5 separate regions of the Homo sapiens genome follow, and regions 2, 3, 4 and 5 are each linked to region 1. A link is a loop called in an ENCODE intact Hi-C map of the cell type or tissue named here. Cell type or tissue: IMR-90. All regions are shown on one strand. Region 1 overlaps TUB (TUB bipartite transcription factor). Region 2 overlaps LOC124902627 (a long non-coding RNA gene). Region 3 holds the start of CYB5R2 (cytochrome b5 reductase 2). Region 4 has its middle 9.5 kb from the start of CASC23. Region 5 overlaps LOC283299 (a long non-coding RNA gene).

Region 1 (5,000 bases):
CCTGTGTCTTGCAGGGCCCATCCACCAAGACAGCCCTGAGAGCTGGGTTCCTACTGCCTCTGTGAGACACAGCAAACCTGGAGAAATCAAATGCGCTAGAAACCTAGCCACCAGCTGATTCCCATAGCCACAGCAAGCCAGGCACCTGCAATCCTGACAGGGTCCTGCCACTTACCTGTCCCCACCACCCTCCCAACTTCTCTCAGGCTTGAGTGAGGCCTTCTGAAGTTGAAGGGCTTTCTGCAGTTGTTTAAGGGCCAGGCTTGGCCACCAAGCCCTTTGCTACATAAAGTTGATGTGGCCTTCATACATACACACATTCACTGTGCCCCTACCTGCTGGAGTACCCATTGCCATCTGACTCCTTGGCTGAGCGGACGACTGGGCCACAGCAGCCCTGCAGTGTGCTTCCTCTCCCTCTATGCCTCTTGCGGCCTTCCCAGCTGAAGAGGTTGCTCAGCTTGGTAAGTACGACTACAACACACTACTACCCCAAGGGTGGGAGTGTGTGTTGATCTCGTGGCATGGAAAGAATTATTCTCATCCCTTCACACCCACCCACCCGCTCTCCACTACTCCCCTGCCTCAGTAGCAGAGGCAAAGGAGCCAGTTCCTGGCTGGCTGGGCCAGGGAGCCCACTGAGGGCCAAAGCTTCATCTGGCGGAAGGCCTATATACAGAGGATAGGCAGGGCTGTCTCCACAGGCAGGCAGGCAAGCTCCGCTCCAGGCTGGGCAACCCCAAAGGGCACGAAGAGGCCTCTACTCGCACGCCAGCTTGCTGTCGAAGCTGGACAGGGCAATGGCAAAGGCCTGCAGTGCACACAGCGGGTAGTTGTAATCCATGGTGAACACATCCTCTGCTACCCGGCCAAACTGCATCACGATGTAGTCCGCTGGGGCCAAGCACAGGCACAGACAGAGAAAAGGACAGGACAGGAATGGTAGAGCCAGGGAAGGATAGACAGACACCCAAACCACATGAGGGAAGAACAAGTGAGAAGCAGAGATGCCAGGGGAATCACAAAGGGAAGTAAAACAAAGGCCAATTGGGAGAAGTGGCAGGAAAGAGGTGGCAGATGGCAAAGGACAAAGTAAGATGCATGTGAACACCAGGGGACAGAAAAGAGGAAAAGTCCTTTTAAAGGGTGTTCCCGTGCCTGAGACTCCGTTGAATACACAGAATCTAGGACCAGGGCTGCAAAGAAGGTTCTTCCAGGACCTCCCAGTCATTAGGGTTAGAAAGTTCCATACATCTAACCTTAGCTGTATAGCTCACATTCTTAAACTCTAGCCAGTGTAGGCAGGGCTAGGTGGGCTGAACCCTACGCTAAGGGCCTTGGGTATCCTACGGACCATAATGAGTAGGGACAGAAACACTCACGGTCATTGCCATGGATGATCTGGAAGTTCTTCACGGAGGCCTGTGTGACGCGCCCATGGAAGTTGAGTACATAGGACTGTGTGTCATCATTCCAGACAGGTGTCTTGTTTTGCAGCTCGATGATACTCTCCGTGTTCTTATTCTGCCAGCGTGCTAGCAGTGTCTCATGCTCCTGGGAGGGCAGCCTCACCTGAGCCAGGCCCAGGCCTTTGGCACCATGACCACCCCAGAAAGGGATCTATCCCGGGAATGGGGGTCCTTGGATTTCCCTAGACCTCCAGGGCTTTCTCACATGGTACCCCTCCACATACACACATCAGCTGGAGTTCTGCCCTTAGAAGCTCATGCAGAGACTAGGATGATGGGGAAAGAGGGGAGGAAGGGGTAGACACTCACGTTGCGGGGGCGGATAGAGACTCTCTCATGAACCATGTTCATGCCTGGGACAATCACGCTCATCTTCCGAGGCCCCTTGAAGCCTAAGACGTTTGTCTCCTGGGAAAGAGAACGCAACACTGGCCACCTGAGGCGTCTATTTACCTACTGGAGAAGGTGGGGGGGACGGGAATAAAGAGGAAGAGCTAGTTCCCACCATCTCCACTCCGAAGTCTAACACACATCCCTCTAAACCTAACACGGCCAGAACTGAGCCCCTGGGTCTCTACCCTGCCAGAACTAGCTCCTCTTATGCGTCATCCTTGCTTCTGCTCACGGCAATGCTGTTCTTCCACTCGCTCCGGCAAACTACTTGGTCACACTCGAGTCCTCTCTTCTACATCCTACGTCTAATCCATCAGCAGTTTCTGTCAGCTCCACCTTCCAATTATACCCAGACTTCCACCACTTTTCACCACTAGCTTCTCTCACCAAGATCATTCTAACAGCCTTTGCCTGGACTCCTGGTTTCTGTTGTTGGCCCTCCTATTCCTCCTTCCCACCATCTGTTCTCAACACAGCAGCCAGTGCTCAGGCACATTAAGTCAGATGATCTTTCTCCTCTGCTCAGAACTCTCCAGTGGCTCTCCAGCTCACTCCAAGTTAAAGCTGGAGATGTGACTTCACCTGCACGTGGCCCCATGACCTTCCTCTCCTCACCATTTACTGCCTGGTATCCACTCCATTCCTTCTTCATGCCAGGCATTCAGGACTTTTGTCCTCACTGTGTCCCCTAGACACGTACACTGCTGTTTTTCACTTCCTTCTGGTCTTTACTCAAGAGCTACCTCAGTGACGCCCTCCCTGCCATTCTGAAATTCTCACACATACCTTGACATTTCTTATCTCCCCTCCCCTACTTTTTCTTCTTAGTGTTTATAAAGAACATACTTACTTCACTGATAGATCTGTTTCATAGCTTGTCTGCCCTGCTAGGGCTTTAAGTCCCATAAAGGTATACATTTATGTCTGTTCATTACTATATCCTTAGTGCCTCAAACAATATGCTTAGTTGGAGCTCAGTAAGAACTTGAAGACTCAGGCTGCCTCCCCAAAACTGGTCAGCAGGTGGCACCACAGGATCATACAAAGTAGCTGTGGATTACTTACTGATGGCCTCCAAGAAGTGCCCATGCCCAGGTTGATGAGATACCCACCCCTGATTTTAAAAATGAAGAAAAAGGTTCAAAGGGGTAGAGTAATCCCCTATATTTATATTCCAGTTTGGTCGTTTTTGAGCTGTGTGACATCTGCAGCTGAGCTTCAGTTTCCTCATCTATAAAGAAAATAGGATCTACCTCTTAGGTTGAACGTTCAGTGAGATGACAAAGTGCCGTGTAATCCATGTAGAACCTGGCATGCCAGAGGGATGATCTGGGAAATGCACAGACAAGAACCCAGGGCGACCGTCTCCTTCTGTCTAAGAGACTCCTGGCCTGGACTGCAGAGAGCCAGGCCTGGTTTTCTGAGCTCCCCAAGCAGATGGCCGGCTGTGGTGTGAGCTCTGAAGTCAGGAGGAGAGAGCCAGAGCCCCTGTCCTAGGCCAGGAACACTCCACAGAGGACAGCCCCTCTCCACACAGCCTTGTCTACCCACTAAGATGGATGGGATAGCCCCTAGATCAGGCATCAAGTCCTGGATTTCATATCTACCTTGGAAATCAGAGACCCCCGAACCTAGGACTCACGTAGCACACAGCTGCCAGCTCCTGACGTAAGGTTCCACTTTCCAAAGTGGAGGATGAGGCCTTCTGAGGGTTGACTCCATTGTCATAAACAGTGAACTTGGTGCCCATCAAGTTGGACCTGAAATAAAGGCACAATCAGTATAGAGTCATGCACCCTCTGCCCCAGAGCAGGGAACAGCTCATCGTCTGTCCTATGAGGAGCCTGCAAAACATTCTGGGCTGGAACAGGAGCAGGCCCAGGGAGGCATACTGCTCACTGAATCCACATCTTTGAAGACACTTCGTGGGCAGAAGGCCTGGACTTGCTCTGAGTTGACTCAAAGTGCATTTCAGTTCAGTGAGAGCAATTCAGGGAGGTCAATCAGGATTCTTCAGAAGATTTATCTGGGGGAACATGGGAGTTCTCCTCATGGGAGGTGAGCAAACAGAATGGCATCTGATAAGACAGTGGAAGAGGCTTAGCACCCGTGGAGAGAGGATGAGATCTCCTCTGTCGCAGCCAGCCTAAGTCTCAGTCCAGCCCCATCTCCAGCTTTAGCTCCTGACCTCTCATCTTTATTTATGCTCCCCAAATCTGGTACTCAGTTCCTCAGCAAACCCTACCTCCCCACTGCCCCCACCTGGAGGCCTAGGCTCAGAGCCTTCCTGCCCCTTCACCACTGCCCCCCACCCCCAAGATTGCTGTGTGTCTCTTCCCTCAAGAGCTCACTCTCAGCCCTGTCCCTTGGCATTGACCATGGAGCCAAGGCAACTCTTCCATGGTGGCCTGCGTTATCAGTGACACCCTGGGGTTGGATCCATCACTCTTGGTGGGCCTGCACCCACCTCCTGGGAACAGCTTGGGGTCGGGTGTGTGATTCCCATCTCCAAGTCTGGCTCTAGGCTGGCATAGACATAGGCCTCCAGTTGGATGTGATTATCAGAGAGGATCCTGGGAGAGTATCCATCCCTGGCCTAGATCTCCTTCAGGAAGATTCAGGCCCTCTACAGACAGCTTGCCCCTGCCCCTCCCTCCCACTCCCGCCTGCTTCCTGGGGGAATGCTAGTACCGCAGTTTCCCGATATAGCTGTCCCCTCCTCGAGACAAGTCTGTTGGGTCCACAGAGATGAGGTAATTGGAAGTTTTACTCTTCTTTCTCTTCCTTCCCGCCAGGAGGAACACCTTGGGGAGTGGAATGAGGTCATATTCCAGACTCAGCCTCTGGTCTGCACACAGTCATGAGAGCCACTCACACAGACTCTCTCCGTTGCGTCAGCTCCCAAACGCACATATGTGCACACACACAAATGCACTGGAAAACACAAAGATGTGCACAGACCAGACACGAAGGCAGTTTCTTTGAGGAACTGAGAGGTCAGTGGTAGATATGAGACTTCCAGTCACATTTCAGCCCCTAGGATTTCAAAGGGCTGTAAAGCCTAGATGATAACATGCCCAGACCAACCTTACCTTCTTCCCATCCTCACGGTCCAGGTGCAGAAAGTAGGTGGGGTAC
Region 2 (5,000 bases), 66 kb after region 1:
GATCTTTCTAAAATGTCTGTTTACCTTTTAGGCTAGTGGAGCACAGCCAGGGGAGGACAGGAGGAGGGTATTCTCTGGAGACAGGTGTGCCCCCCTACTGACAGACCCTGCTCAGCAGAACAGAAGCCCTTCAGCGAATGAGACCTACCCTCTGCGGAAGGCTGGTTAGGAAGCATCCATGTCTACTTCAGCGTCTCACCTCCCTGTCACAAACAGATCACCACAGTTTTCCTCCAGCCTCATGCTGTCCTCCCCCTAGAGGAATGTGGGTACATGGAATGTTCTCCACCTCCATGCATGTCCAGTGACGTTTTGGATCAGCGTGTCAGGGACGCTGTCAGGCGTGCCTGCTTGCACTCATCCAGCCCTGGCTGGATGTGATTCTACGAGCAGAGCAAGACCAGCATGTTCTGTCCTCCAGTTATCACAGCAGTTACTCTGGCAACCTGCAGGCCCTCCCTGAGGTGTCTGACGGCTGAAGCAGGGTCCAGTGGGATGGAATGAAGGATGGGCACCCTGGAAGACAGCCCATGGAGGGGCCCTTTGGGTCCCCTGCTGCCCTGGGCACCTGCGAAGAGAGAAGCTGAGCCACCCTGCCTGAGGCAGTAGGCAGTAAGAGCTGAAGGGAGCAGGAGGTTAGGGCCCAGCGGGAAGTGAGAGCAGTGGGGCCAGCACCAGGGTAAGCTGAATAAAGCTCTCGCCTGAGGCGCAGAATTTAAAGATTTGCCAAAAAACTCAGCAGCCAAGAAATTTAATACTTCCAGCAAATCAAAGCAAAACTGTCCATGATAAACAAGACTGGAGTTAGGGTAAGGCAAGTGAGGCCAATACAAGGCCCGCAAATCCAGTGTTGTATCTTGTCTTTATTAAAGGTTTGATTTTGTTGTATGTGCTTTGCATTCATTTTGATTTAAAAAAATACTATATTGAAATATCATTTATCTTAATTACTGAGCTTGTTCGAGGTCCTTTGAATGTTGCACTTGAGGTCAATGTCTTTCTAGCCTCACCCTAGTCTCAGCCCTGGAGGGGAGGGACAGACTGAGTCAGGAGCAGGAAGGAGCACAGTGCCATTGAAAACGCATCATGCGACAAGGAGCCGGGAGACATGGGTTCCCATCTGTCCCCTTCACAGATTCTCCTCAGTTCTGATAGAATCAGATTCAGATTTCACAAGACTGCAACATGAATATTGCTGCTGGGGAGCACAGGTGCCTAGCATGCACATGGACCCCCTCCATACAGGGTGATAGTGAGTCATAAGGTGGCACCCACCTCCTGCCCTCCGTCAGGTTGTCTGCTAAGGGGAGGAGATGGGAGAAGAAGGGGAGAGGGGAATGGAGGGGGTGGGCAGGGAAGAAGCTGGCAAGTTTGCATGACTGGGAGCAGGAATGGCAGATGAGCTGTAATTGCCTGAAGCTGAGAGAGGCTGTTGATAAATGTTACTAATAATCAACCTTCAGATCTGACACCCAGCTCAGGCTGGGATTACTGTTTTGAATGGAAATTGAACCCAAACCAATAATTACCCTGGTGAGCGATGCCAGTCTTACTCTGGAGCCTGTTTTAGGCAGGGAAATCGCACCTGCATGTCAGTACCAGCCCATGAGGTAGATGATCCAGCAAAGGACTCCCTCCTGGGGTCACACCAAGAGCACAAACTGGCCTGGACTCTGCCAACACAATGGGCCACAGTATCAACAGGAATGCTCACCCTCTTCCTAGAGCTTACAGTGGGTGAGGGACTCCCACCCATCATTGTCAATCTTCAAGCAGAGTCCAGACCTCAGACCCCACTCCCACTGTCCTTCCCCCTTGGGCTTCATGGAAGTCCCTTGTTGACATCATCCCATGCTGTCAGAGCAGGTGCTTAGGGGGAGGGGTGGCTGTCCCCTAAACACAGGTGCAGCCCTCCAATCCTCTGTCTGGGACCCTTGGATAGCCACACGTTGCTGTTAGGCTGGGAGGCTCTTGGAATGGCCTGAGCTGGGGCCAGGTGAGAGGGATGAGGCCACAGTAGGCCCCAGAGCCCATCGCAGCCCTTGCCTCTGGTCCCTGATTGCTCCCAGACAAGGCCGGGTATGCCCCAAAATTCTACCTGGAAACAAACGCCTATTCTCCGGCCCTCCCTGTATCCCTGCGGTGCGTTTCAGCCCGTCTAGAGAACTCCTAGAATGCTGGCAACAGCCAGAACCAGGCCAGAGGGGGAAAGGCTGCAAGACAGCTTCTCTCTGTGAACCAATCCCTCTCCCCAGGATACATTCTGAGCTTGGGTCTTTATCCCTGGCTTCTCCTTCAGGCAGCTTGACACTAAAAATGCATTCACCAGACAAACTATGGTGGGATGAATGACGACAGCAGCACTCTGCTGTTTACACATTACACCCCACCAAACACCTCTGCCATCTCTGCCGTGCCAGGCCCTGGGTTGGGGCAGGTGGCCCCGAGGAGAATAAGACGGTCCCGCTCTCAGGAGTGCCTGGTGGGGAGGAGTATAAGCAGGCAGGTAATTACACTGCAGGCAGTTCCTGAGGGCCCCTTCAGAAGGGGTCAATATGTCCTGAACTACAGAGTCTGAAGAAGTCCATGAGCTGCCTCAGGGGGCAGGCAAAGCTAATCAAGCCTGGTGGGATTCAGAGTGTGTCTGACCACAATCTTCAGGCTGAAACTGGGCGAAAGGCCAGCAAGTGTCAGAAACTCCCGGAGTGCTCAAACTGGGGCGGACACCTAGAGAGTGCCATCTTGTGGCGGCACAGCAGGAATGCAGCTCTGTCTTCGGGCGCCGGAGTTTCCCGGAGTCTCCCGGAGTCCAGGCCCTGAAACGGACCCCTGAACTCAGACGTACAAAAGGGAACCAAGGAAACGGCTTTTGTTCTGTTTGCAAAGGCTTGGGGCTTGGAGGAAGTGGGGCACGATGGGCCCCAGGGTGTGGAAGCGACAGGGAAGCGGGCAGGCGAGGGGCGGTGCCTCTGGAGCTCCCTGTCTCCCAGGTTCCCCCCCAGATCATATTGGCACCCTCTAATTATCTGTTCGGCAGGGTCTCCCTACCACTCTATCGGGACCTCAGCACTGTCACCAGCCAACAGAGGGAGTGACAGAAAGCCCATGCCCAGAACTGGCCTGCTTAGTCTCTCGGGTGACAAAACAGATTTGGGGGCCCAGAGCAGCTGTGCTCATCGGCAGTTAACTCGCCTTGCTCCTGTAGCCTAGGGAGGGGCTCACTGACAACTTGGGGTCAGGCAAAGGTCCTCCCTCAGCCCTCGGCTGTCCTGTTAGATTCTGAAATTGTTGCCCCAGTCATTTCCTCTCTTGCCAGAGGAAGGAATAGTGACCAGATGTGAGGTGAATGGTCCCCAAAGAAATGTTCCCAGGTGTGGAGAGCCTGGCGTGAGCCAGATGTGCGGGAGGTGCAAAGGGAGGAGGGAGGATAGGTGCCCAGGTGTGAGGGAGAGGAAGAGAATGAACACGTGTAGGTTAAAGGGAAGTATGCCCTGGGAGAATATCTCAGGCATCGGCAAAATTTTTTCTTGAAGGGCCAGATCTGAGGTTGTAGTGTGAAAGCAGCCATAGACAACATTTAAGCCGATAGATGTGTCTGTTTTCCAATAAACAGTTTTTTAAAACAGGCTGCTGCCCACTCGCCATGGCTCACTGATCCAATCCAAACTTGCTGCCCACAGGAGTGTCCGTCCATGCTGATCATGGAGGCCACAGTGCAGTAATAACTTCATCCCAACATCTGCCAACAAGTACCAGGTGTTCACCGGCTACGAGCCTACTTCACTGCTGCCTTGTAGGGCGATACTTGGTGGTAGTTGGGGGTGGGGGCGGCACTTGTGGTGTCACAAGGCTATAAAGGGTCAGGACTGGAGTAGGAAAGTCCAGGGTGGGGAGAAGCTTGGCCACTGTGGACCCCCAATCTCACTCCTGCGCTCCCGGCCTTTCCCCAGGCCTTTCCCCAGGCGCTCCCGGCCTTTCCCCAGGCGGGACACTCACCTGCAGTGGGAGGCTCTGTGCAGTCGCGGCTGCTCCCCTTCCTTACCCCAGGGGGTCTCTCTCTGTCCAGCTGCTGCCCCTCCAGCCCCTTCCCGAGCAGGAAACTCCCAGAGCTAGGCAGGGGGATGGGACCGAACTGGCCCAAGGACACGCCGCCAGACAGATGACACCCCGCGGAAGGCGAAGTGGCCCGAGGGGGGCGGGGGAGTAACCCTGCACCGGGACCCAGGGCCCGAGCAGAGGCCAGACTGGAATCGACCCCTGCCCTGCGAGACTGGCCCTGTGGCCCCCAAGCTGTTCCAGGACACGCCGTGGGCCTGCGCCAGCCTCCCTACCCCAGCTCCTGTCCCCTCGCAGGTGCGGCCACTGCCAGCAGATCGCGCATGGCCAGCTCGGACTGGTCCCTGGGCTCTCCAGTTACACTAAAAGTGAGACCAAGGAAGATGGTATCGAGGAGGTGCAGGCTCATCCAACATTGATGCGGCCCCGGATTGCCCCACAGCCCCTCACCTCACGGCAGACCGAGGTCCCCGCTCTCAACTCCCATGGGTTGGGCCTGGCAGGGAGGGAAGGGTCCTCTACCCCACCACAGCTCACTGCCCAGGGTCACACAGGGTCTCTTTGGCTCAGCGACCTAAGCGGAGCTCTAGGCACAGGGGCTCCTGCTTAATCCTTGAGTGCTTTTAGGGCTTTTAGAGCTCACCAGCCTCCCAGAAACTGCCCAGGCAAGGTGCCTGTGAAAGCAGGCCTGTGGCCCCCCATTAAGTGTAATCTTGGGCCCAGGAAAGGGCCAGTGTACCTGACCTCCTTCCACTTCCCAATCCTACCTCTTGACCCCACCAAATGCAGGGCAAAAGAGAGGATCCCCCCAGTCCCACCCCGTTCACACAGTCAATTCCACCATACATACCTGCTTCCATAGAAGCACACACAACTGGGACACATCTACATGGCTGCCCTTGGTGGCAGGCACACCCCTGTGCACACACCCCACCCAGATACAC
Region 3 (5,000 bases), 420 kb after region 1:
GTGGAGTCTCACAGATGTTCAAACAGTGACAACAGAGGTTCATCTTGTTTTGTTTTTTTTTCCTCAGCAAACGCTTGTTGAGAGCCTACCCTTGCCAGGCCCTATTATCAAGCTGGGGATTTACAGACATGAGACTTGTGCTCATGGTTTATTTCAGGGGATTAGTAGAAAATGAGCCAAAATCCAGGCAGCACATGAGCATGTGAGGGACACATTTACAGTGTTTACGAGTTAGGAGAAGAGAGGCGAATCACTGCCCTTTCAAGATTACTGGGAGCCCAGAAAAATGCCTTTTATCCTGCTCCAAGAATGAATAAAGAGAATGTGCTTGCTATCTGCCTCTCTAATAACACAGAGGGAACAGGCAGAGAAAATGAGAGGGAAGAATGAAGGGTAGAAACAAACTACTAAGAAAACCACAGGAAAAGGTGAGGTGCCTCCGGATTTCAAAGCTACAAGTAAAAGCTTTTGACAGAGTCCAAGGGGGAAAACAATGTTTGTTCATTCATTCATACATACATGCAATAAGTATTTATTGAGCATCTACCAATTGCCAGACACTGTTCTAGGGATATAGCAGTAGTTAAAACAGACAAAGTAACTCCTATCCTCATGAAGCTTACGATACGGTTTGGCTGTGTCCTCATCCGAATTTCAACTTGAATTGTAGTTCCCATAATCTCCATATATTGTGGGAGGGACCCAGTGGGAGGTGGTTGAATCATGAATCATGAGGGCAATTCCCCTCAGGCTGTTGTGATAGTGAGTGAGCTCTTACAAGATCTGATGGTTTTATAAGGGGCTTTTCCCCTTTTGCTCAGCACTTCTCTTTCCTGCTGCCATGTGAAGAAGGATGTGTTCACTTCCCCTTTCGCCATGATTTTATAAGTTTCCTGAGGCCTCCCCAGCCAAGCTGAACTGTGAGTCAATTAAATCTTTTTCCTCTGTAAATTAGCCAGTCTCGGGTATGTCCTTATAGCAGCATGAGAATGGATTAATACACTTACATTCTATGTAACAAATAAGTAAAATATGTTGTATAGGTAAAAAAATATATCATCTGGTGCTATGTCTTATGGAGACAAATTAAGCAAGGAAGGGGGACAGAGTGCGATGGAAAGGATTATTCCTCTCCTAGGTGAAGAAGTATTTATGGAGTGTCTATCATGTGTGCTAAATGCACACATAAGGCAGAGATGAATTCATTCATTTGTTCATTAAATATTTATTGCATGCTTTCTTTGTGACAGTCAGTGTGCTAAACCCTAGGAAAACAAGGTGTCTGCCATAAAGGAACTTCCAGACTAGTGTGAAAGTCAGTCATTCAATAACGCACTGTTCAAATGCACAATTACAAACGAAAGTAAAAGCTATGAATAGGGCCGTGTGTGGTAGCTCACACCTAAAATCTCAGGACTTTGGGAGGCCAAGGAGGAAAGATCCCTTGAGGCTAGGAGTTCCAGGCTGTACTGTGCAATGATCATACTTCTGAATAGCCATTGCTCTCCACCCTGGGCAACAAAGTGAGACCCTTATCTCTACAAAAAATACAAAAATTACCCAGGCATGATGGCAACAGTCCTTGCTACTCAGAGGCTGAGGCTGGAGGCTAGCTTGAGCCGGGGAGTTCAAGGTTGTAGTGATCTATGATCGTGCCATTGTACTCCAGCCTGGGCAACAGAGTGAGACTGTCTCTGAAAAAAGAAAAAAAAAGCTATGAATAGAATAGTTAAACGAAAAGAAAAACTAAATTTAACAGAGTTTAATTGAGCAAAAATCAAGTTATGAATCAGGCAACCCTAAGAACCAGAATAGGTTCAGAGCAACTCTGGGGCTGCCACGTGGTTGCATAATACTTATGGACAGAAACAGGAAAGTGATGTACAGAAAACATAAGTGAGGTACAGAAACAGCGGGATTGGTTACAGCTCATGATTTGCCTTACCTGAACACAGTCTGAACAGTTGGCTGCCTATAATGGGCTGAAACTTCCATGATTGATACAAGAGTAGGTTACAGTTCACTATGTACGAAGAAACTTTTAGGGTGAAACTAAAACATTAAGGAGGCAGCTTTAAGTTAAACTTAACAGATTATAATATGTACATGTACTTAAGTTGGGGGATCACAGCAGGCATCTCCAAGGGAGTGATATCTGACCTGAGATCTAAAGAATGTATAAGAATGAAAGACATAAACACTTGTTGTAAACTACCGTAACTAAAACAGTGTAGTATTGCGACAAGGTTGGGCAGCTAGATAATGTAAGAGAAATGGGAGGCCGGAGCTAGACTCACACACCTATGAAAACTGATATAGGCCAGGGGTAGCAGGTCAGTTGCAGGTCAGTGGCCAGATGTGAGCAATTCAATAAATGTTACTGAAAAACACACATTAGCCACATGGAAAAATGAAATTGTATCCCTGCCTCACATCCTACACAGAAATCAATTCCAAGTGGTTGAAAAACTTAAATGTGAAAGGAAAATCTTTAAATCTTGTTGGGGAAAATATAGAATATCTTTAAGGGCTTGGGTAGAAATAGACAAGTCACAAAAATCACTAACCATAACGGCAAAAAAATTGAAGATTGGTATATTTGGTTATACTGCAATTCAAATTTCTATTCATCAGACTACACCACAAAAAGGTGGGACAGAAAAGAAAGAAAGAAAAAAGAAAGAATAAGTTACAAATTACGAGAAAACATTACTAATTCATGTAACTGGCAAAGAAGGGATATCTAAAACATATAAAACCCCTAAAAATCAGTAAGAAAAAGACAACAGAAAAATGAGCAAAATTTATGAGCAGGCATTTTTTTTTTTCTGAAAAGGAAACTCCATGGGAAATAAATATATGAAAGGTGCTCAAACTTATTAGCAGTTATTAGGTAATGCAAATTGGATTCCTGATACATCATTTTACACTTATCGCATTGTCAAAAATTAAAATATCTGCCTATAATAACCAAGCACCTGCAGGTAAATCAAAAGTAAAGGCATTTGATTAAGTCAAAGAGAGAAAATTAAGTTTGTTTATTCATTCACACAGCAAGAATTTTTGAGCCTGTGGTGGTGTGTGTCTTGGGGAGAAGGGTTGGTAAAGTGTTATGGGTTATTGTTTTCACCCTGATTCTTATGTTGAAGCCCTAAGCCCCAGTACCTAAGGATATGACCTTATTTGAAGGTAGAGCCTTTACATAGGTAATCAAGTTAAAACAAGGTCATTAGGATGGACCCTAATTGAATATGACTGGTGTCTTCATAAAAGGGGAAATTTGGACACAGGGACACACACAGAGGGATGAAAATGTGGAGACATAGGAAGAAGATGCCCCTTCTCCTAGCCCCTCTCCTACAAACCTAGGAGAGGCATGGAACAGATCCTTCCCTCACAGCCCTCAGAAGGAACCCACTCTGCCCACACCTTGATTTTGGACTTCCAGCCCCCAGACCTGCGAGACAATAAATTTTTGTTGTTTAAGCCGCTCAGTCTGCGGCACTTTGTTACAGCAGCCCTAGCAGAGTCAAACAGGTGGGGATCTGCTTCTGGGCTTCTCTGTTTCACACAGGTCCTGAGGCAAGAATTTGCCTTTGCCTGTAATCAAGGGCGAGCCGGGCAGCCAAGGTTCCGAAACGCACCGTGAAGACCCTCTAACTGTGCCTACTATTCTGCTCCCCTCCGATCGGCGCGGGGCTCTTGTCCTTCCTCTCTCCACCCAGCGAATGAATGAACGCAGGAGCGCTCGGAGTACACGTCTTCAACTCGGCGACGCCCCTGCTTCGGCCCCACCCCGCAAACACCCGCCCCGGACCAGGCCCAGGGTAGGCGCCCATGAGGTATGTCGAATGAATATATTCGCGCGCTCTTTGCAGCTGCCTGAATTCTTCCTTCCCCAGCATCCCCCTCCGCCCGGTCACCCAGACGGCCTTCTCCAGCCTTGCCGAGCTTAAGTAAGCTGAGGGGCGCTCAGTGTGGCAGCTCTGCGTGTGCAGGGAAGGGGCCAGGATGCAGAGGGGCAGCGCAGGAGCGAGGACGCCACGGCTCAGCGCCCCGCCAGCCTCATGATGGAGCGCTGCCCTGGGGGCAGGGCTGACCCAGAGCCAGCGGCTCGTGAGTGAGAGCCCCCCGACCACGGCCCTTCTCGGGGAGCGGGCCAGCCGCCGGGGTCCCAGCCTGCGGGGTCCGCCCGCGCTTTTGTCCTCCCGGGCGTGCGTGTCCGGGTCTCGGCCGGTTCCCCGTCGGCCAGGCGGAGCTGCGGGGCGACGCCACGAGTCTGCGGGCCCGCGGCGGGGAGCGGCCCCCGGCCAACCCCAGTTCGACGACGTGTTGGGCGTCTCACTCCGGGTGGGTTCCGCGGCGGGGTGTATTTATGGAGTATTGAAGAAATATCTCCGTCGGGACGGCCGGAAGGAAAGAGGCCAGAGGCGCGGAGGCCGGCTAGAGCCGGGAACGAACGTCCGACCGGGAGGTTGGGGGCCGGAGCGGGAGGCGTGGGGAGAGGTCGTGGGCGGGACCGCGAAGGGCGGGGAGTGGGGCGGGCCGGCTCGGATTCCGGAAGGCTGAGACTCCAGTGACCCGGCGGGAGGAGAGGCAACTTTCCCTGTCGGGCTTGAGTTGGGAGAGGAGCAGGGCGGCCTTGTAGGGTAGGGACAGATGCGGGGAGGCTCCCGAGTCTCTGGCAGTTGAGTGCCCAGGCCCCCTTCGCCCTGTCCAGGAGACTGTTGGGGAGTCCCCAGGCCCTAAGTCACGGGGCACCTCTTAGAGCTACGCACCCTAGTTCTGTCTTTAGGGACTGGGCCCCTCATTCCGGATTGTGTGTTAGGGGTGATGTCCTCCCCCTTCACCTCAAGGAAGGGACTTCCAGTGTATGAACCTTTGGCTGTAGCCAGGAGGGGCCTAGTGACCTGAGCACCCCAGGCCATGTGTGCTGCCTGCTCCAGGGGCCTGAAACATCCTTCCTGTGTGACCTGCAGCTGACCCCTCCCTACCCTCTG
Region 4 (5,000 bases), 93 kb after region 1:
GAGCCACTGCGCCCGGCTATAGAGTATCTAATTTATCGGCATGGGATCCTGCATAATGAAGTCTCAGCTCAAGTGTCTATTTTATGATAAAGGATCATGAAAATGGTCTTGTAAAAAAAAAATGAGTCTTCTAATATATTGGATTATTTGTAAACAAGGGGTAGAAAGTGGGAGTGGCTTATTAAAGCCCAGGGAAGGAGCCAGCTTTGGGATGACACCCTGTGGGTTGGGTCACTGTCCTCCAAGTTGTAGTATATGCACTAAACTATCAGATGATATACAGTGCTGTGTTGGAACACACAGGGCCAGAGTAACCAACAGGTAGAAATAGTACTGGCCCCTTTCATCATCACCCCAGCCAGCTCCTTGCAGAAACTGTGCTTCCCATTTCTGCAGCAGGCTTCATTGCAACAGAGGTCCTGATTCTCAGGAAGAAATCTTCCACTGGTTAACATGAGAAGTTTTCCATTGACTCTATTGCTGGGTCACTTTGGGCTCCTCCTGCGAGTGGACCATCAGATAAGAAAAGTTACCATATTGGAGCTGGCAATCAACCCCCATTCTGAGAAGCTAAAGTGGCTGTTGCATAATGAGGCAGGGAGGATTCATCTGAAACTTGGTCGCTGGAGTGTCTTTTGGTGCCTTCATGCTGAGGGATAATGGTGCATAGCCAACCACAGCCAACAAAGTAGGGTAGTGGCAAGACAGTCAAGGGCCCAGGCCCTCAGGAAGAGCAGCCCAGACCAACTTTAGTGTTGACCAGGCATGAAAGAAATCTGGAATTGGTGGGTTGGAGGGGGAGCGGGGAGATGATGAATATTAATTGTGGCTGAGGACCAGCTGCCACAGGCGACTATAGTTTATTCCACTAATTCTACTCCTGAAAGTCCCTTTTCTTTTTTTAAGAGCTTGCATACTCGTAAAGAGTCCACACTCTAAAAGAGTCAGTGATAGTGTGGACTTGCTGTGGGGGAGGAGCAGATCTGAGCAGTGTAAGGGGGGTACCCTCTCTAACACTGGGGGTGCCTCCTTGATTTCAGCACTGTGGCGGTGGACAGCCCCACACGCAGGGCTCACATCGCACCTCAATCTCTCTTAATTAGCTAGGGAAGGATGCAGCCCTACTGTAGTTGTAGCCTCTAAATATGAGGAAGTTAGCCAGCCTCCCAGGAGAATTCTTCAGCCAGTGGGGTAACAGGCTAAATTCCCCAGCCTTCCAGTCCCTCAGTGGGAGAATTCTGAGGGGTATGTCACATGGCTCCTTGGAGGTTCCTCAGTGGGACTGAGTCCCTGTTGCTGCAGAAATAACCAGCTTGATACCTTCAGTTGCATTAAGTTCTTCCCATCCTAGTCTCCATTTGCTTTTACTTCTAAGATCATATTATGGGTTAGTTTTGTCCCCCTTAAAAGATATGTTGAAGTCCTGGCTGGGCGCGGTGGCTCATGCCTATAATCCCAGCACTTTGGGAGGCTGAGGCGGGCGGATCACCTGAGGTTGGGAGTTTGAGACCAGCCTGACCAACATGGAGAAACCCCATCCCTACTAAAAACACAAGAAATTAGCCAGGCATGGTGACACATGCCTGTAATCCCAGCTACTCAGGAGGCTGAGCCAGGAGAATCGCTTGAACCCAGGAGGCAGAGGTTGTGGTGAGCTGAGATTGTGCCATTGCACTCCAGCCTGGGCAACAAGAGTGAAACTCCATCTCAAAAAAATAAATAGATAAAATAAAAAAAAATAAAGGCTTTGGGGGCAGTATCAAAGACCGTTCCTTGATCTCAGACTTCTAGCCTCCAAGACTGAAAAAATAGATTTCTGTTGTCTTAAGCCACCAAATTTATGATACAACAGCCCCCTCTTATTCATGGTTTTATCCATGGTTTTGCTTTCTGCAGTTTCAGTTACATGCAGTACAGTACAGTTATTTTGAGAGGCTGGGGGGGGGGGAGAAAGAGAGACACTACATCCACATAACTTTTATTACAGTATATTGTTATAATTGTTCTGTTTTATATTAGTTATTGTTGTTAATGTCTTACTGTGCCTAATTTATAAATTAAACTTTATCATAGGTATGTATGTTTATGAAAAAACACAGTATATATAGAGTTCGATACCATCCATGGCTTCAGGTATCCACTGGGGGTCTTGGAATGTATCCCGCATGGATAAGGGTGAACTGTTGTACTTATTATGGTAACCATAGGAATCAAATGCAGATCACCTCACACGTAAACTATTTTTCCCCAAGTCTTTGCCACATGTTCTGTTGCAAGGGGACCCAAACTATGTCCTCCCTCCAGCTGAATTTTTATATCTAAATCTGGGGCTCCCATTGTCAGCTAACCATTACCTCTGTCTATCCCTTGCACTTCCAATCAACAAAGCAATTTTACTGGGACCATTGGACAGGATCCTATCTTGTACCTCTCACTTCTCTAACCTCCAGAATTTGGCAAGAGTCCCTCACTTTCCTGTCCAGAACTCTAGTACCATGTGGAAAGTCCAGGTTCTCTTATAAGCATCACCCTTTCCCTGGAAGGAAAGCTCCAGGAACCTCATTTTGGTTGTCAGGTCCTGAGCTAGGGTTTCTCCTGGGCAACAGCAGCTCCAGAATTTCTGTATAGAGGGGTTTGCAGATTATAATCTGATTGGAAGGGGAGTGGGCCATAGATTTACTTGAAACTGTGTTATCAAACCAAGTTTAGAAATACTATGTGTTTATTTGGAGTGATTTTGGGGGTGGGGATAGAGGAAGATGGTTTGGTTTCATCACTCTGTGGCTCAAAGGTGGCCAAGGGAAGCAGCTCCAAAAGCTTTGGTCACTTTTTTGGCACCATCCTGACCTCTCCAAAGCAGAAGGTGCTTTCTCTGGGCAGGCCCTCAGAAAACAGCTCAGGAACTAAGGGAATGCCACTGGCAACCTTTGGCCTTTAAGTGGTGTAAGGGTGTCCTCTAGTGGCCATGACTCAGAAAGCCTCTGGCATAGAGCAATGCTCCTGAGACTGGTGGCCTGTTATAGTTGGGACCAACATTGTGGGACAGAGACCATTATAAAATTGATGACCATCATCATGGGACAAAACTTAAGCAAAGTACTGGAAGACCCTAATGAGACAGAAAATACCTTCACAGGACTGACAGACAAGATGGATCAGACAAACTATTGTGGGACAAACATCTAATTCACAGCTTAGATCATCGCCATAGGCAACTGCTTGCCTTCTGGGAGACTTCGCTGGTGATAAGGGGAATAAGGGGGACAAACAAATGGAATTTTGTCAGCTTGCAAGTACTTGCATTACTGAGCATGCATGGATTCCTAGACTCTGCAACGAGAAGCAAGTCAGTGCTGGCAATTAGATTTCTATCTTAAACAACCTGGGTTCTCTTTGAACACTCCTGGAAATGCTGACTATATCTAGTATGTGGGGAAAATGCTAATTTCTTCATCAGATATGCTCAGAACCTGAAGTCACAGTTATAGGCTGCACCAAGTAAACTTTCAGTAAGAACTGATTCCTCGATGTTCTAAGGAGAGTGGAGTGAAGCTTGTTGGGGTTGAGTCTGGCTGTTGTTGGCAGCTCTGTGGGTGCTGGGAGGGGAAATAGTCTATCTGGGATGGATGGGGCAGAACCAGGTAAGACACCAGTGCCCTGCTGAAGCCCTTGTCTCATTACACTGTCCTGTGTCAGGGCAGGGAAGACTCAGTTTACCTGTTCAATCCTTCTTGCCAGAGCAAGAATCCAGCAAGACCCCCACACTTGCTTCCCTTCATGGGTCCAAAGATCTCTGTGGGCCACATTCTTCCCAGCTTTATAGCTTTCTGGTCCTTGCTAGAAACCCTCTGTACTGGCCTCCCAGGACTCTCCTGACCCATGAGACTCTAAATAATTCTCTCTCTTAGGATTCCAGCAGAGGTCAAGGCCTCACTTGCCTTCAAGCAGCCCACAGGCTCAGGAGTGGCCATAGATTGTGGGTGGGAAAAAGGAAGTGCGATCAGGTTCCCACGTCCCTAGAATCTCGTTTACTCTTCAAAAGTTAATTTGATTGAGTTCATTTTCATGAGGGCTCTGGCTTGGGCAATGGAGGAGTTGGGGAGGTTTATGGTATGGGCCTTGGAGGGCAAAAAGTGGAATAATATTGTCTCTGGTCCCTTCTCAGTTTCCCATGCCCTCCGTCCGTAGTGTCTGAATCCTGTGGAAAGGGGGCATGCAGAGCCACAGGTGCATTTTCCTGATGGTCTCCTTCAAACCCAGAAGTTGAGCAGCACGACATGGGCTTCCCAGGACACAAAGTATGACACACAGCAGGGAAGAGAGATTGACCTAAAGAAGCAGAAACTCAGACATTTATGTCTGCACACAGTTGTCGACCATGGAAGATATCTATTAGCACAAAATCAGAAAGAACCCATATGCCCAACACTAAAAAATCACTTAAGTAAATCATAGTTTACCCGTATAACAGGAACCTATAAAACTATTTAAAATAAGGTTTTTGAAGATTTAATGACCTGGATAATAATCATTCTAAAATGTTTAGTTTAAAAAAAGCCAAAATAGAAAATTCAAAACACTGTTTTAAAAAAAGTTGTTTGTAGAGAAAAGGGATTGGCACAACATGTTAACAATAATGATCGTTGAGGGCAAATTTGAATTATTTCTATTTTTTTCTTTCTCTTTTTTCTATATTTTCCAATCCTTAAAGATAAATGTTACTCATAACAATAAAAATATCATTGTTCAAAAAAGGAGACTGAGATTTTTGTGAGCTGGTTTGCCCTCCCTGTCTGGCCCTAATAGAGAGCACACCAAAGTCATTGTAAGGTCATACATATCCCTTGTCCCTTACAGAGGTGGTCAGAATATAGTGCAGTCCTCCAGCAGACCAATTTAGCAACAGGAACAGAGGGATCCTGTGCCCACCCCTGCAGAGAGCAAAAAGACAGTCTCACTGTGTGTGCTTCACCTGATCCAGATGGAAGCACAGATCCTGG
Region 5 (5,000 bases), 210 kb after region 1:
CCAAACTACCAAACCCATATAACTTACCATCTACATTAAGATGACTTTATCATTTCACTGTTTTCATTAACATAACTTTGCTATTTCAGGAGACTCCTGACCAGGCTCAAGGCAAATAACTTGGTTGTTCATTACAGTAATGAACTGTTGAGAAGACCTAGCAAGTCTTTAGTGGGGATCATCAACAGAAAATTTACACACAAACTCTCCCAACCCCTCCTTTTAAAAATGACACATACCATGGTGAGTGTTTGAGTATTCTGGAATCTGCCAGTCACTCAAGGTCTGATCCAAGAAACTGGAGCAATGTGACTTCCACAGTATTCTGTTGATCAGGCAGGATGGAGTTCTTTTTTGTTAAAGGTTTTTCTAAGGTTTTAACAAAGGGTCTTACAAACCACTCCCTGAATTTGATCTTTGCCCCCAAACCATTTCTTTCTTTCAAAATCATTCACTGGAAGAGACTGGGAATGACGGACATATTTATTTTGAATATAGCAAGTTCCGGATCCTTTACATTTTCTCCATATTCTGTTAAAAAACTGAATAGTTTGTTCTTTAGCTTATTTTTCTCTACTAGTATTTTATTATATGCAGCTAAAAGAAATCAGCTCTTATGATATTCTGCCTGGGAATATCCTTAGTCAGATCTGCCATTTTATTGATATATTTTTTTATTTTCTACATTGCTGCAGTGATGATTTTGTTAACTGTTTGGCCAAGGCATCTTTTGGGTGTTCTTTAATCCAGCATCTGATAACATTTTCCTCACTGTCTGCAAGTTCTATATCAACCGTCTCCTTGAAGCTCTTCAAACTTTCATCAGCAATATCCTCAAGATGCTTGCTGATTCTGTCCTTTCTCCCATCCCAAAGCCAATGTCTACTTTTAGTTTTTTCTTATGGTTGCATTGTTGACGTGACATTTGAATTAAGTAGTGAAGGATGAGTGTTATTTGTATAGAGACTATATTTGGTGCATGTCTCTCTTTCTTTCTCTGTGTGCGTGTGTGTGTGTGTGTGTGTATGTGTGTGTGTGTGTTGGGCTGTTACTTTCTAGCAGTTTCTGCCAAGACACTGTGAGAGTGAGAATGGCCAGTTTGAGGAAAAAAAGCCATTTAATCTTTAACCAACAATGTTTGTTGAATGATTTTTATGTACTAGGCACTGTGCCAGGTGCTGGGAACACAAAGATAAGCAAGATAGTCTAATGAGAGAGAGGATTATTAGATAAATACATAACGAAACATAATTATAATTGTGATAACTGTTATAAAGAAAAAACACAAAATACCTTGAGATTATAATAGGAAGAACTTATCTAACCTGGAGGGGTGGCAGGGAGAGGAGTGGTGCTGAGGACAGAGAAGGCCTCCCTGAGAAAGTAACACTTAAATGGAGTCTTAAAGGATGATGGGAGTTAGCCAGGCCCAGCTGTGGAGGAGGGAGCAGTTCATCTGGAAGGAATAAAGTGTTTGAAGGTATGAATATGAAGGAGCTTGATGCCACTTCAGGAACGGGAGAGGGCTGGAGAGGGAGAGGGAGGAGTAGGGTGGAGCGATAAGCTGAAGGCAGACTGTGCAAAGCCTTGTAGGTACAATAAGAACTTTGAACTTCACCTACTAGCAATAGGTGGCCAGGGAAAGGTTTAACACTGAGTAGTCACATGGCCAAATTTGTATTTTAAAACATCATTCTGGCTGCTGAGAAGATAATAGACAAGGCAGTGGCAATTGCTGTGGCCCAGCTGAGAGTAGGACTTTCACCTTAGCTTAGCTTGGACTAAGCCTTCCCTTCCAGTGTTCCTTACCTCGACAAATGGAACCCCCATCCACTCTCTGCTCCAACAAGAAAGGTGGGCTTATCCCTGACACCTCTGCAGTGGAAAGGCAGCAATGTGAAAGTTTATACCCATATTTAAGAAATCAAATTGACAGGACTTGGTAAGGATTATATGTGGGGAGAGGGTAGGAGAAAGGTGTCAGGGATAAGCCTACCTTTCTGGTTGGAGGAGAGAGTGGATGGGGGTTCCATTTGTTGAGATATGGATTGCTGGAAGAGAGGGCTTTTGGGGGTGAAATCCAGTTTTGAATGACTAAGGTGTCAGATGCCTGCATGAAATCAGTCAAATAGATAGCTGGGGTATATAGGTCAGGCTCAAAACGGAGGTCTGAATTGTGGGGACAGAGTTAGAAAGCAATACCTAGAGAGGGCTGCCTGATCCAGGGAGGATCTTCTTAAGCTGGAGAGATTGCAGAATGTTTGAAGTCCCATGAAAAAAATCCAATAGAGGAGAGAGATTGAATCAGTGTGGCACAGGCCCTGTGCTGATGTGGTTTGTATCTGAGGAAGAGACAGACACAAATGGATGTAGTATGTGCAAACCAGAGGGAAGAGTAGAGACCCATGATGTTACAGGGCTTCCAGAGACCAAGCAGTTCAAATTAAGAGACCAGGGGACAGGGTAGCAAGGACAAAGGAAGTGGATCTAAGAAGAAGCTTGAGGGTGAAGCCTCCAAGCCCTAGATGAATAAAAACTCCAGGAAATAGTTGGCGCTTTATGCCAAAAGATAGACTAAATTCTTACTGCCATCTAATGGCTACAGTGTGTAATTGCTATACTCTCACGGCTGAAAGTCCAGGGAATTAAACTTGCTTATGGTTTACCAACATTTATCTCTATAGGCATGGTGGCTCATGCCTATGATCCCAGCACTTTTGGAGGTTGAGGCAGGAGGATCTCTTGAGCCCAGGAGTTCCAGACCAGCTTGGGCAACATAGGGAGACCCCGTCCCTTAAAAAAATAGCCAGTATTTATTGAATACTCTATACCTTACTAAGTCCCTTACGTGTATGAACTCATTTAATCTTCACAACAATACCATTTGACAAAGGAGCTGAAAGATACTAAATAATTTGTCCAAATATTCAAAATTATTTTGTGACAGGGTAGGACTAGAACACAGATTTCTTGGACTTCAGAGTTTGTGCTTTTGACTAGTAGGTGTATTCTACTGTCTCTCATGTGATAAAAGAACAGGAACTGAAAGTACCCCCATGTTGGGCTTAAGTGCCCCAGGCATTGCGTTAGTGACTGTGCACTAAGATCTTGTCTCCAATATGTAGCTCAGGCTCAAACAGCCTTACAGAGGTGGCCAGATTGGGTAGACTGTATGCCTGGAATAATAGGTCTTAAGCAGAGATTGTGGGCAGAGTTGTTCAAATCAATACTGGATGTTCTTGGAGGTCTGACACACTGCCTGAGATCATCACGTGTCCTTGTGCAACTCTTTTGGCATCCAAAGAATCCATCCCATCAGCGTATGCAATTTGGGCATAAGATACAACCACTTCTGGGAAGTACATAAGGGCAATTCTTTTTAGAAAGTTCGTGTTTCCCCTATCTTTTGGCTTCTCAGACAGGCCTTTATAAAGGTGGGGAAAATCAGGCGTTTATTACGAATGAAAATTTGTTCAGTCTCTGTGATTATTGTTGCCAAATATTACCTGCTTTTTGCTAACATTGTAGCCTTTGCTAAAAAACTCTATGGACTGCTGATACTTGGTAGTTTATAGAATTTCAAGTCACTGTTTCAAAAGAAAATTGTAGTAAATCTATTTTTGGTGTTAGGGCCAGATGTCATTATAAGGATGTCTGGACAAGAGGCTGGAAGTCCTTGTAGGTCAGGATGGCCGAAAGTAGCAGAAATATGAAGAGCAGAGCACAGATGCTCCCACTTTCATAATTGTAAACTTGTCTCTTGGTCTATTGCTTTGCTTTGTGTTTCATTCAGATAAAGCTATTCAATGACCATCTTTTAGTGCGGTTTTGTTTAGAATAGTTGTCCTGAGAGTTGGTTTTGGGGCCTCTGGGAGACCCTGAGACACTTTTATGAGTACTGTGAGATCAAAATTATTTTCATAGTAATTTAAAAATATTATTTGCCTTTTATCTCTCATTTGCCCAAGAATGTACAGTAGTCTTCCAGAAGCTACATGATGCATTATATCACAACAGATTGAATGCAGAAACAGAATTCAGCTGTGTTCTAAGCCAGATATTAAAGAGATTTGCAAAAATGTAAAACAATAACATCCTTTTAAATATCTTTGATCAAAATTGTTATTTCTGTCAACATGTAACGGAGTTATTATTATTTTTGAATGAGTTAAATAAATGTTTTTAAATGTCTTAGTTTTAATATTGAATATAGTAAATATGAATTGCTATAATCTTCATAAACAAAAACTCTTTGGGGTTTTCTAGAAATTTTAGAAGTATAAAGGAGTCTTGAGACCAAAAAGTTTCAGAATGTTGGCTGGGAGAATTCACTATAGTCAATTTCTCAATGACTTTGAGAGGAAGGATGTATGTCCTGATTCCCCCCACCTCAGGAAACAAGAGGCAGCAGGAAATACATGTATTTACGGGTCCCTGGTCTCCTTGTGTCAAACATCGCTCTCTGCATGGTTGATCTGTTTCCTTGGTAACCTAACTGTAGCTGTCACCTGTGGCCTATTAACAGCCTCCCCTGGCCAGTTGGATTCTACAGGGCAATGACTGGGAATAATTAGGAAACTTGGTAAGGAAGTTTCCTCCAGCAGGAAATTGGTTCCTCTGGAACTTGTTAGGCATTAACTCTACAGCCAAGACCGTGAAAACATTTACTGAAATTAGCGATAGTGTGCAGATCCTGTGGGAGCACTTACTCAGGGCAAATACAGTCAGGAATCAGGGACTATGAGTTTATTCTTAAAGGCTTAGGTGTTAGCTTTAAGCTATAAGGGAGCAATTAGGTTAAAATGACTCCTGAGTTTCAAACGGAGTCACACTTTTAAGCTTCTCCCTGGGGTTTTAAACATTGGTCTAGAGCAGGGGTGTGAGATGTAATTAAAGTCTACTTTAAATCCAGATGTTTCCCTTCACGGAGCCCCTTTGCCACCACAGACTTCAGTAATAGTTACAAAATCTTGCTGAACCTAGAGAAGTTGACCAAACTT

Evidence for each region. Hi-C counts contacts between places; a loop is a spot of excess contacts. Peaks named below come from ENCODE experiments on the same cell type or tissue, not always from the same donor. Only the 100,000 strongest peaks of a DNase experiment are listed, where the experiment ranks them.
Region 2: it touches region 1 in a loop (7-fold over the local background); 90 of 110 quality-filtered maps call a loop at or near these places.
Region 3: a loop joins it to region 1, with 4 times the contacts of the local background. A loop is called at or near these places in 3 of 110 quality-filtered maps.
Region 4: it touches region 1 in a loop (9-fold over the local background); 91 of 110 quality-filtered maps call a loop at or near these places.
Region 5: it touches region 1 in a loop (4-fold over the local background); 48 of 110 quality-filtered maps call a loop at or near these places.

Annotation. Positions count from the first base shown.
Region 1 is chr11:8,097,380-8,102,379 of GRCh38, reverse strand. It overlaps TUB (TUB bipartite transcription factor), which reads right to left. Exons shown (of 12, transcript NM_177972.3): 7 at 4,955-5,000; 8 at 4,554-4,666; 9 at 3,505-3,622; 10 at 1,779-1,877; 11 at 1,383-1,554; 12 at 1-894. The coding sequence ends at 761. It also overlaps a transcript of RIC3 not described here. Among named protein-coding and RNA genes, the nearest start is that of TUB, 19 kb to the right of the region's middle. In IMR-90, a CTCF peak has its summit at 2,884 (motif pointing right); DNase peaks (open chromatin) are centred at 2,899 and 3,839; H3K27ac peaks cover 239 bases.
Region 2 is chr11:8,031,090-8,036,089 of GRCh38, reverse strand. It overlaps LOC124902627 (a long non-coding RNA gene), which reads left to right. Exons shown (of 2, transcript XR_007062581.1): 2 at 32-888. It also overlaps a transcript of TUB not described here. Among named protein-coding and RNA genes, the nearest start is that of CASC23, 17 kb to the right of the region's middle. RefSeq lists an enhancer at 1-415. In IMR-90, a CTCF peak has its summit at 2,740 (motif pointing left); a DNase peak (open chromatin) is centred at 2,689.
Region 3 is chr11:7,673,068-7,678,067 of GRCh38, reverse strand. CYB5R2 (cytochrome b5 reductase 2) reads left to right here and starts at 4,568. Exons shown (of 9, transcript NM_016229.5): 1 at 4,568-4,649. LOC105376533 (a long non-coding RNA gene) reads right to left here and starts at 1,608. Exons shown (of 11, transcript XR_007062576.1): 1 at 1,561-1,608. RefSeq lists a silencer at 4,056-4,265 and enhancers at 4,786-4,885, 4,906-4,955. In IMR-90, no CTCF peak of the experiment used is centred here; no DNase peak of the experiment used is centred here; H3K4me3 peaks cover 523 bases; H3K27me3 peaks cover 1,214 bases.
Region 4 is chr11:8,004,523-8,009,522 of GRCh38, reverse strand. No RefSeq gene overlaps it. Among named protein-coding and RNA genes, the nearest start is that of CASC23, 9.5 kb to the left of the region's middle. In IMR-90, a CTCF peak has its summit at 2,959 (motif pointing left); a DNase peak (open chromatin) is centred at 2,932.
Region 5 is chr11:7,890,552-7,895,551 of GRCh38, reverse strand. All of the region lies in intron 1 of LOC283299 (a long non-coding RNA gene), which reads left to right. Among named protein-coding and RNA genes, the nearest start is that of OR10A6, 38 kb to the left of the region's middle. In IMR-90, a CTCF peak has its summit at 2,598 (motif pointing left); DNase peaks (open chromatin) are centred at 2,581 and 3,281; H3K27ac peaks cover 1,310 bases.